Regions from separate parts of the Homo sapiens genome. Here region 2 is linked to region 1. A link is a contact called in ENCODE Hi-C or POLR2A ChIA-PET data. All regions are on one chromosome and are shown on one strand. Each heading gives the region's core, a stretch centred on a gene start or an enhancer-like site at or near the end of the contact. The rest is flanking DNA. Distances are from core to core; before and after follow the strand shown. Region 1 overlaps PIP4K2A (phosphatidylinositol-5-phosphate 4-kinase type 2 alpha). Region 2 has its middle 28 kb from the start of PIP4K2A.

Region 1 (5,014 bases), core at 1,702-4,201:
AGGATGGCTATAAGAAGAAGGACAGACAATATCAAGTATTGGCATGGATGCAGTGAAATTAGAAACTTCATACATTGCTAGTAAGAATGTAAAATTATACAGTTGCTTTGGCCATTCCTCAGAAAATTAAACACAGAGGTACCATATAACCCAACAATTTCACTACTAGGTATGTACCCAGGAAAAATAAAAACATGGGTCCACACAAAAACTTCTACACAAATGTTCATAGCAGCATTATTCGTAATAGCCAAAACATGAACACAATCCAAAGGTCCATTAATGGGTGAAAGGATAAACAAAATGTGGTCTATCCACACAATAGAATATGCCTTGACCCCCATAAAAAGGAATTAAGTATTGTTACAAGGTACAATGTGGATGAACCTTGGAAACCTTATGCCAAATGAACAAAGCCAGTCACAAAAGCCCACATACAAATCTACAGAGACAGGAAGCAGATTAGTGGTTGCCTAGGGCTGGGGGTAGGGGTTGGGGGAAATAAGGTTTAGGTTTCTTTTAGAGAGGATGAAAATGTTCTAAGATTAGATTGAGAATGGTTATACAACCCCTATATTTAAATAGTATATAAAAATATATACATTTTAGTAAATATACTAAAAAGCAATGAATTGCATATTCTAAATGGTATTTGAATTGTACACTTTATATCATATGTGAATTATATCTCAATAAAGCTGTCTTTAAAAAGGATTCCTTTAAAAAAAAATACTCTAGCAAACCTAGAAACAAAAAATGAAGACCATGCACTACTTTTGAATTATGTGGATTTTTAAATCCACTTAAATGGGCTGCTGTGGTCATTAAAAATTATGTTTTTGAAATATGCTTGTTTACTACACGAATAAAGCAGAGTACAAAACTATAAATAAATTTTATAAAACAAGAATATATTTTTAAAGAAAAGGCTGGTATTAATCGTGATTATCTTTAGATGGCCGAATTATGAGTAATTTAAATATTGTGCTTTAGAATTTTCTATCCTTTTCTAAATCTTCTCCAATAAGCATGCATTGTTTTTATAATCATAAAAATAGCATTTAATGTCTTAGATGAGCCACACGTACCAGGAACTCAAGTGGCAGAAGGATTTAACTACATTCTTTACTAACATCCTGGATGAGAGGGTATTTTCCCTCTGTCATGAATGACAATAAAAAGGCTAGCATACATCCCTAGTCCTTTTCAGTTAAGTAACACTGCGTAAAAAACACCCCAAAACTTCATGGCTTAAAACCACTGCCATTTTATTGGCTCATAATGACATGGGTCAAGAACTCAAGGAGGCTCAACATTGTGTTCCTGCGACAGCTCAGCGAGGGCTGGTGATCCAAGGTGACCCTACACATGTATTGAGGTCTTGGTGATGTTGTTCAAAGAGTGAAGGACATGCCATCCCAAAATATGCCGGATTTTTATATTGATTAGTGTGAGCTGAAAACACTGAAAAAGTTGTAGATTCCAACTTGACCCCAACAAGCCAGGTGACCTGGGTCTTCCTGCATGTAGCAAGCCACAAAGATTCCTTTGGGAGGGGCCCCTCACCTATTCAGGCGAGAAAATAGCCCTTATCCCAGAGACTAGGGTTTGGAAGATGCAACTAACCTGAATAAGGAAATTTCTGGAAGTAGCCCTTATCTTCTACCTGTTTTATACTCCCCATGTATCCTCCCAGTGACTCCCCTAGAAATGTACTGCCCCAGATTTTTTCTTGTCATTTCTTCTCAAATGTATCGTTCTCAGCATAAAAGTGTCTTGCTTTGGCCAATTCCTTTGGATTTCACTCTTTTAAAGATTCCCAGGTGCAAGTAACACTAAGAAAATTTGTATTCCTTTCTCCTATTAATCTGCCTGATGTCAACCTGACTTCTAGATCCAGCTGAAGAGCCCACTAAGAGCTAAAGGGAGGTTGGAGGGGACCTCTGTCTCCCCTACACTGTCAGCTAGGCCTTCTGAGCCACCTGGCTTCTCAAGACCTGGCTTCTCAGCCAGACACAGTGGCTCATGCCTGTAATCCCATCACCTTGAGAGGCCCAGGCAGGAGGACTGTTTAAGTTTCAGAGTTTGAGACCAGCCTTGGCAACACAGTGAGACCTTGTCTCTTCAAAAAATTTTAAAAATTAGCCAGGTGTGGTGGCATGCACCTGTGGTCCCACATACTCAAGAGGCTGAGGTAGGAGGATGCCTTGAGCCTGGGGGGTAGAGGCTGCATTGAGCCATGATGGCGCCACTGTACTCTAGCCTGTGTGACAGAGCAAGACCCTATTTCTAAAAAAAAATAAAATAAATAAAATTAAATTAAAATTAAAAAATAAAACGCAGGAAAAGAGGTGAAAACTCCTAATTTCAGCTACCAGCAATATTTTACTGTAGCAGAAACTGACTAACTTTCCCTGCAAGGGTTAGACAGTAAATAATTCTAGGCTCTGCGGGCCACACAGTCTCTGTCACAATGACTCACCTCTGCTGTTTGAGCAGCTACAAACTGGCAAACAAATGAGTGTGGCTCTGTTCCAATCAAACTTATCTACAGACACTGAAATTTGAATTTCATAGAATTTTCACATTATGAAATACTTTTTTAGAAAACCATTTTTTTTTTTGTACATACGTAAAAACTATCCTTAGTTCGTGGCCACACAAAAACAAGCAGCGGGCCAGATCTGGCCCACAAGCCATAGTCTGCCAACTCCTGTGCTATAGTTAATTCAAGATATAAAAATGCTCAAAGAGGAGTACTCTGTTGCATACCTTATCCACAAATCCACACACCATCCCTGTGTAGAGAGCACACAACCCTTAGCTACTGAATTTTTCACTGTCCTCAAACTGTTCTACTTAAGAGCCAAAGTTACTTTTCATTAAACTTTTCTCAGTATTTCAACTACTGTTTCTTTTTAACCTAGCAACTATCAGGCCTACTCATTTCCTCTGCCAGGAGGCAATGGTAGCCCTCAAACCTCAAGTATGCACACCTTGCCTTTATTTTCTAGAAAAGGCCAGCAATCTAAAAATTAGGAAACCACCCTGTTCTGATCATGCTATTCCTAATATAGTGTTTTATTTTACTGATAAAACAAAGCATTGCTGACTTACAAATTATTGGACAGTAACAGTGTCCATGAACCTAAAAAAAAAGTGCCATCAACTTGACACTTGAGAGTTTAGCTAACAAAGTACACAAAGAACAAACCACATGGTTGGTGCTCCGTGGTGGGGGTGGCAGAAGCAGGAACCCGCTGACAAGCACATCACAGGCCCTCCAAAACCTCAGAGTATCTGTTCTTCCATTAAACCTGCCTCACTTGTGAATTCCTCCAGACTGAGCCAGTCTGAACTTGGCTCCTAGACTCTCTACTCAGGGAGGGAGAACTAGAACCTGAGGTTAGTCAGGTTCACACACCACATTAACCCTTGCTGGGAACACTTGGTAATTGCAACAGGATCTGAAGAGACACAGATGGTCCAGTCATCTTTACATATGCATCATTTGCGTCTGAAAATCCTGGCACTACCCATGACCTTGGGAATGAACAATGTGCGGTCATCTACCATGTCACCTGCTGTCTTCTTTACAACAAGACTGATCTTTCAGATCCTTCTTTATTTTTGCGTAGCTGAGGCCATTTCTGAAGCCAAAAAGAAAAGAAAAAGAAAAACAACAACAACAACAACAACAACAAAAACAGCTGACACGACAGTACAGTATAAATAAAAATGAAGAAACTTTATGTTGGATCAAGCTGATAAATTACTGTTCAACCAGCAGCCTCTCTAGCAAGGGCAGCTATCTGAGCTGAAGACACCTGGACTGCTCTCTGACTCAACTCTTATGAGTTCTGCTCATACCACCGAGTCAAGGCTTTAACAGTATTTGCATTTGCCGTTTTTCACTGTGATCTTAAGTCACAGTTTTTCACAGTGATCCTAAGTCTTCCATGCTGTGGTACAGACCCCAAGTTTTCGCAACTCAGAGGTGGGCCAAGTGCAAGGGGACCTGAGTCAGAGCCAGGTTTGATCCTGACCGCAGAGCTGACAGTGTGGACTTAGCCGAGTCACTTACTCTGATCTGTTTGCTCATCTGTCAAATGTGAATAATGACTTGTCCCCAGCCTTCTCCTCAGTGCTGGGTACAGGTCAGGTGAGATGACAAAGGTGAAACTGCTTTGTCAACTGTCGAAAACAAGTTATTTTCTTCTTCCATTAACTTTCCCCCTCAAGCAGCAACTGCTTTCTTCTGTTCCCTTCTGCAGGGTTTGATAAAGAAGTCTGTTGAGCACGTGTTTATCATGGTTTTTAATCACAGCTTCATCTTTCCAGACTGCAGCGTCCCTCCTGACTGTAATTTCTTCTCATGGTTTGGTACCTCTTTCAGTCGCCCCTCCCTTAGCCTTTCCCAGTCTCTCTTGTAGCTTTCCTACCAAGCAGTTCACACACACACACACACACACACACACACACACACACACAATTCAAAGTGTGTCAGATCTTGAAATATTTTCTTTATATCTCTCCTGGAATCGCCCAGCGCTTCCTTGCCCGGAACGTTCCTGGCTACAATAAGCACCACATCGGCCAAATACCCATTAGAAACTGAATGATTCCTATCTGAAATACTCACAAGAAGCCTGGAGCCCATTACTTTGTGTGTAGAATGTAGTCTTTTTCCCCCCCTTAAATGCATTACCTCACATCTGTCTGTATTACAATTTAGTATGCCAACTTCCCCACTCACAGTTTCAGGCCTGTGGCAAACCATCTTTCAGTTTATTTTCCCCACTGGCTTGCTGTTTTATGACTTAAAAATACTTGAGAGCAAAATGTAAATTTAGGCAATCTCAAAGACATTACTGATTGGGTCGTTTTAATTAAAAACCAGCATTAGTATCTGTGGTACTAACAGTTAATACTAGGTACGCTTTGTCTGAATCCCTTATTTTTTCTTTGATTGCCACTGCCTCTACTTCTTTTGCCAAAGAAAGTTGTTTAAAAA
Region 2 (4,373 bases), core at 1,026-3,525, 61 kb after region 1:
CTGTAGATGCAGGGAGGGGACACATTTGTTTCTATTTTTACAATCCATTCATGTCGTAAAAGACTAACATTTGCTGGGCGCAGTGGCTCACACCTGTAATTCCAGCACTTTGGGATGCTGAGGTGAGTGGATCACTTGAGGTCAGGAGTTCAAGACCAGCCTGACCAACATGGTGAAACCCCGTCTCTACCAAAAACACAAAAATTAGCTTGGAGTGGTGGTGGGCGCCTGTAATCCCAGCTACTCAGGAGGCTGAGGCAGGAGAATTGCTTGAACCCTGAAGGCAGAGGTCGCAGTGAGCCAAGATCATGCCACTGCACTCCAGCCTGGACGACAAAGCTAGACTACGTCTCAAAAAAAAAAAAAGACTAACATTACATTGATATGGAGTATTACCTGCCATAACCCCAAGCTCTCATTAACATTTTTGTTGCTAAATTATGTTATCAGAATCTCTGGTTGAATATAAATATTGAATTTCCTCCAAAGAGACTTTGTGAAATACAAATAGTATATAATCTTTTTCTGATGTGCTTCAGTAAAACAAATAAACAACTCAATCAGTATCTCAAAGTGACATACAAAGATTGTTAATATTACAAAAAGCTTTCTTTGTTTAGAAATTGATTCTTCTTAGGAATGGATTATCCTATTAGATTAAAATAACACTAAATTTAATAAATTTCATTTACATGTTACTGTAAATACACTCATGTATTTACTCGTAGGGGAGAGCATGAGGTTGTAGAGTTGGGGTCTTGTCTTAGTTTTGTCTCTAAACCTTTGTAATTTTAGGTAAATTATTTAATCTGCAGAAGGCTCATTTGTTCATCTGTGCATAGACGGTCTGGAGAAAAACATCTCTAAGTTTCATTCAGCAGTAAATTTACAGATTCTCTTTTAAGGAATACACCTATGGTAAAAAAAAAAAAGGGTATATATCAAAATAGAACTATCAAACCTTTAGCTAGAGTCTCAATTAATAAAAATTATAGAAAAAAATTACCTATATCTACCTGGTTATAGGCAGAAGTCAGACTAGTTCACTGCATTTCCTATTTTGTTACAGTTCATTTCTAATTAAAAATATAATAAAATGAAATGACGGATCTGAAATCCTTTTAATAAAATAGTTGTTTAAAAGACTAAGAAGAGAGAAACTGGCAAACAATTGTGCTCATGATTAGCTCAACATTAGAAAACTACAAAGGGGTCGGGTGCGGTGACTCATGCCTGTAATTCCAGCACTTTGGGAGGCTGAGGTTGGTGGATCATTTGAGGTCAGGAGGTTGAGACCAGCCTGACCAACATGGTGAAACCCCATCTCTACTAAAAATACAAAAAAATTAGCTAGGCATGGTGGCACACGCCTGTAATCTCAGCTACTTGGGAGGCTGAGGCTGGACAATCTCTTGAGCCCAGGAGGTGGAGGTTACAGTGAGCCGGGATTGTGCCACTGCACTCCAGCCTGGGCAACAGAGCAAGACTCCATCTCAAAACAAAACAAAACAAAACAAAACCAAAAAAAAAAAAAAAAACTACAGAGGAAGAGAAAGGCATCCTTAACATTTGGTACATAGAGTATTTTCTTGCTTAATTTTTCCTCCCTTTTGAATGCTTTTATGTATAATTCTCTGAAAGACAGAAGCCAGAGGTAATTCTAAACATGTTTTAGTTGATCAGCTCAATAATCAACATTTATTTAGCAAATGAATGAATTTGTTCCAGGTTTGGCAGCAACATTTTCAGTTGGTAATAGGGATCTTGCATGTCCCATTTGCTTAATTAGCTATTCTAGCCTTTAAAAAAATTGGGGTTAACGTTTCATTTTAGTTAAGTAGAATACGGGAATAAATTAGACTTAACCTATACTGGTATTCTTTACTGATATGAGTGGCAATAAAAATTACCAAAATAACCAATTCCACATATGCATAGAAATGAGAGGCCAAATAGCATTGTGGGAAGAGGACAAGAATCTGAATGGGGCTTAAAAATCATTCAAAGTAGAAATTCAAATACAAAATGGACACTGTGTCTGGATTTTTAGCCTTATAAATTGCCTTCCTGAAACTTATGCCATATTAACTTTAAGAATTTTAAGACATACACACATCATTACAAATAATCCTTTGAGGAAAAGTAATTCATAACACTCACAGCATATGTCATTTTGAATTGAGTGTTTCTTGTGTCTTATCTTTTGACCTGTTAGCTATGTTTGGTGTTGGGGGTTACTTCCTCCTTCTTGAAACTCTTCCCTCCTCTAATTCTAAGACTGGCTCTTTCTTACTTCTGCTTTCATTCCTCTGGGTAGTCCTCACTGCCCCTTGCCCTACTTGTTCCTCTTGCCTCTTAAATGTGATTCTCTTTCAGCTTCCATCTTTAGCCTTCTCTTCTTACTCTGCCCACTCTCATCTACTTCTATGGTTGAGATTGCTCTTAAGCATATACTCGGTGAACTCCCAACTCTACATGTTTCATAGGGTTTAGATCTGTGTCCCCACCCAAATCTCATGTTGAATTGTAATCCCTAATGTTGGAAGTAGGACCTGGTGAAAAGTGATTGGATCATGGGGTCAGAGTTCTCATGAATGGTTTGGCACTATCCCCCCTTGGTACTGTATAGTCAGTGAGTTCTCATGACATCTAGTTGTGTAGTGTGTAGCAGCTCCCACCACCCAGCTTTCTCCTGCTCCAGCCACAAGACATGCCAACTACCCCTTTGCCTTCTCCCATGATTGGAAGTTTCCTGAAGCCTCCCCAGAAGCCAAGCAGATGCCACCATGCTTCCTATACAGCCTGAGGAACTGTGAACTAATTAAGTCTCTTTTTTTTATACATTACCCAGTCTCAGGTATTTCTTTATAGCAATGTGAGAACTAAGACCTCCTTGTCAAATCTCCAGCTCTTTTCCAAGTGTTAGATTCATGAATGTTCCTCAAACTCAACAAATCTACAATGAAACGCATTATTTTTTTCTAATAACCTGATGATTTTTTTTTTAATTTTGCTTTCATGGGTCTCAATTCCTGAGAAGACCCCACACGAGTCTCTGTATTTTAAGTCCTAAAGCTACTTTCCAGCCCCCAGTGGCCAACCCATGCAGTTTTTTCCTTGCCACAGGTCCCAAAGAGGCAATGATCATCACTTTATCCCTTGGGGTTTCTGCTGTGCACAGGACTCAATATCCTCTCGCTGCCTCATCCCAAAAAGCAAAAGGTCTTCTTTTTTTACTTTCTTAATTAAAGCATTGTATCAGGGAACAGAAAGTATATTCTCAAAATAACACAATGGGAAGTGAAATCATTCTTTAACAAATATTCGTGGATTACTACTTACTCTGTGCCAGGTGCTGGAAAAGGGGACATTGGCCTTTAGTTGACCTCTAAGTCTTGGGGGAAGAGGTGTATGGAAGGGAGGATTTGAGCTTAAGCAAATAATCACAGAAACACACATGACATTCCAACTGCACCAAGGGCCATGAAGAAGTGGTTCACAGAGTGAGTCCATAATGGGCATAATGGGGCAATGTAGTCTAGGCAAGTAGCTTGTGAGAGGCTTCTCTGAGGTATCTTATCCTGAGCCAATATCTGAAAGATAATGTGGTAGATTGATTGTGAAACTTGTCCTGACTCTTTCCGTCCTTTTACAAGGTGACTCTGTGACTCTTGCCATCAGGAGAATCTTTTTCATGATCTTTTACATTTGGGCTGACTTTGTGACTTACTTTAGCCAATAGAATGCAGGAGAAGTGATATTCAGTCTGTCAGTTCTGAATGTAGACCTTAAGAGGCTTAGTGTGTGGCCATGGAATGGAACCAAGCTGGAAAACACTCTGCAGGATATTATCCAGGAGAACTTCCCCAATCTAGCAAGGCAGGCCAACATTCAAATTCAGGAAATACAGAGAACGCCACAAAGATACTCCTCGAGAAGAGCAACTCCAAGACACATAATTGTCAGATTCACCAAAGTTGAAATGAATGAAAAAATGTTAAGGGCAGCCAGAGAGAAAGGTTGGGTTACCCACAAAGGGAAGCCCATCAGACTAACAACTGATCTCTCGGCAGAAACTCTACAAGCCAGAAGAGAGTGGGGGCCGATATTCAACATTCTTAAAGAAAAGAATTTTCAACCTATAATTTCATATTCAGCCAAACTAAGCTTCATAAGTGAAAGAGAAATAAAATACTTTACAGACAAGCAAATGCTTGACAAAATGAGAGATTTTGTCACCACCAGGCCTGCCCTAAAGGAGCTCCTGAAGGAAGCACTAAACATGGAAAGGAACAACTGGTACCAGCCACTGCAAAAACATGCCAAATTGTAAAGGCCATCGAGGCTAGGAAGAAACTGCATCAACTAACGAG

What was found. A loop is a pair of places that touch in the nucleus more often than their neighbours do. ChIA-PET counts read pairs that join two places held with the same protein, here RNA polymerase II (POLR2A). Pooled maps may share reads with other maps.
Region 2: a pooled map shows a loop between it and region 1 (3-fold over the local background). The contact joins two enhancer-like sites. A Hi-C loop is called at or near these places in 3 of 50 pooled maps. POLR2A ChIA-PET finds 5 or more read pairs at or near these places in 2 of 52 experiments (OCI-LY7 and naive thymus-derived CD4-positive, alpha-beta T cell).

Annotation. Positions count from the first base shown.
Region 1 is chr10:22,679,385-22,684,398 of GRCh38, forward strand. The region is part of intron 1 of PIP4K2A (phosphatidylinositol-5-phosphate 4-kinase type 2 alpha); the gene reads right to left. Among named protein-coding and RNA genes, the nearest start is that of PIP4K2A, 33 kb to the right of the region's middle. RefSeq lists enhancers at 2,980-3,099, 3,840-4,059, 4,600-4,669. Within about 2 kb of position 2,952, at least 19 of the 41 ENCODE cell types and tissues checked have a DNase peak (open chromatin) inside an H3K27ac peak, as active enhancers do.
Region 2 is chr10:22,740,621-22,744,993 of GRCh38, forward strand. No RefSeq gene overlaps it. Among named protein-coding and RNA genes, the nearest start is that of PIP4K2A, 28 kb to the left of the region's middle. Within about 2 kb of position 2,276, at least 2 of the 41 ENCODE cell types and tissues checked have a DNase peak (open chromatin) inside an H3K27ac peak, as active enhancers do.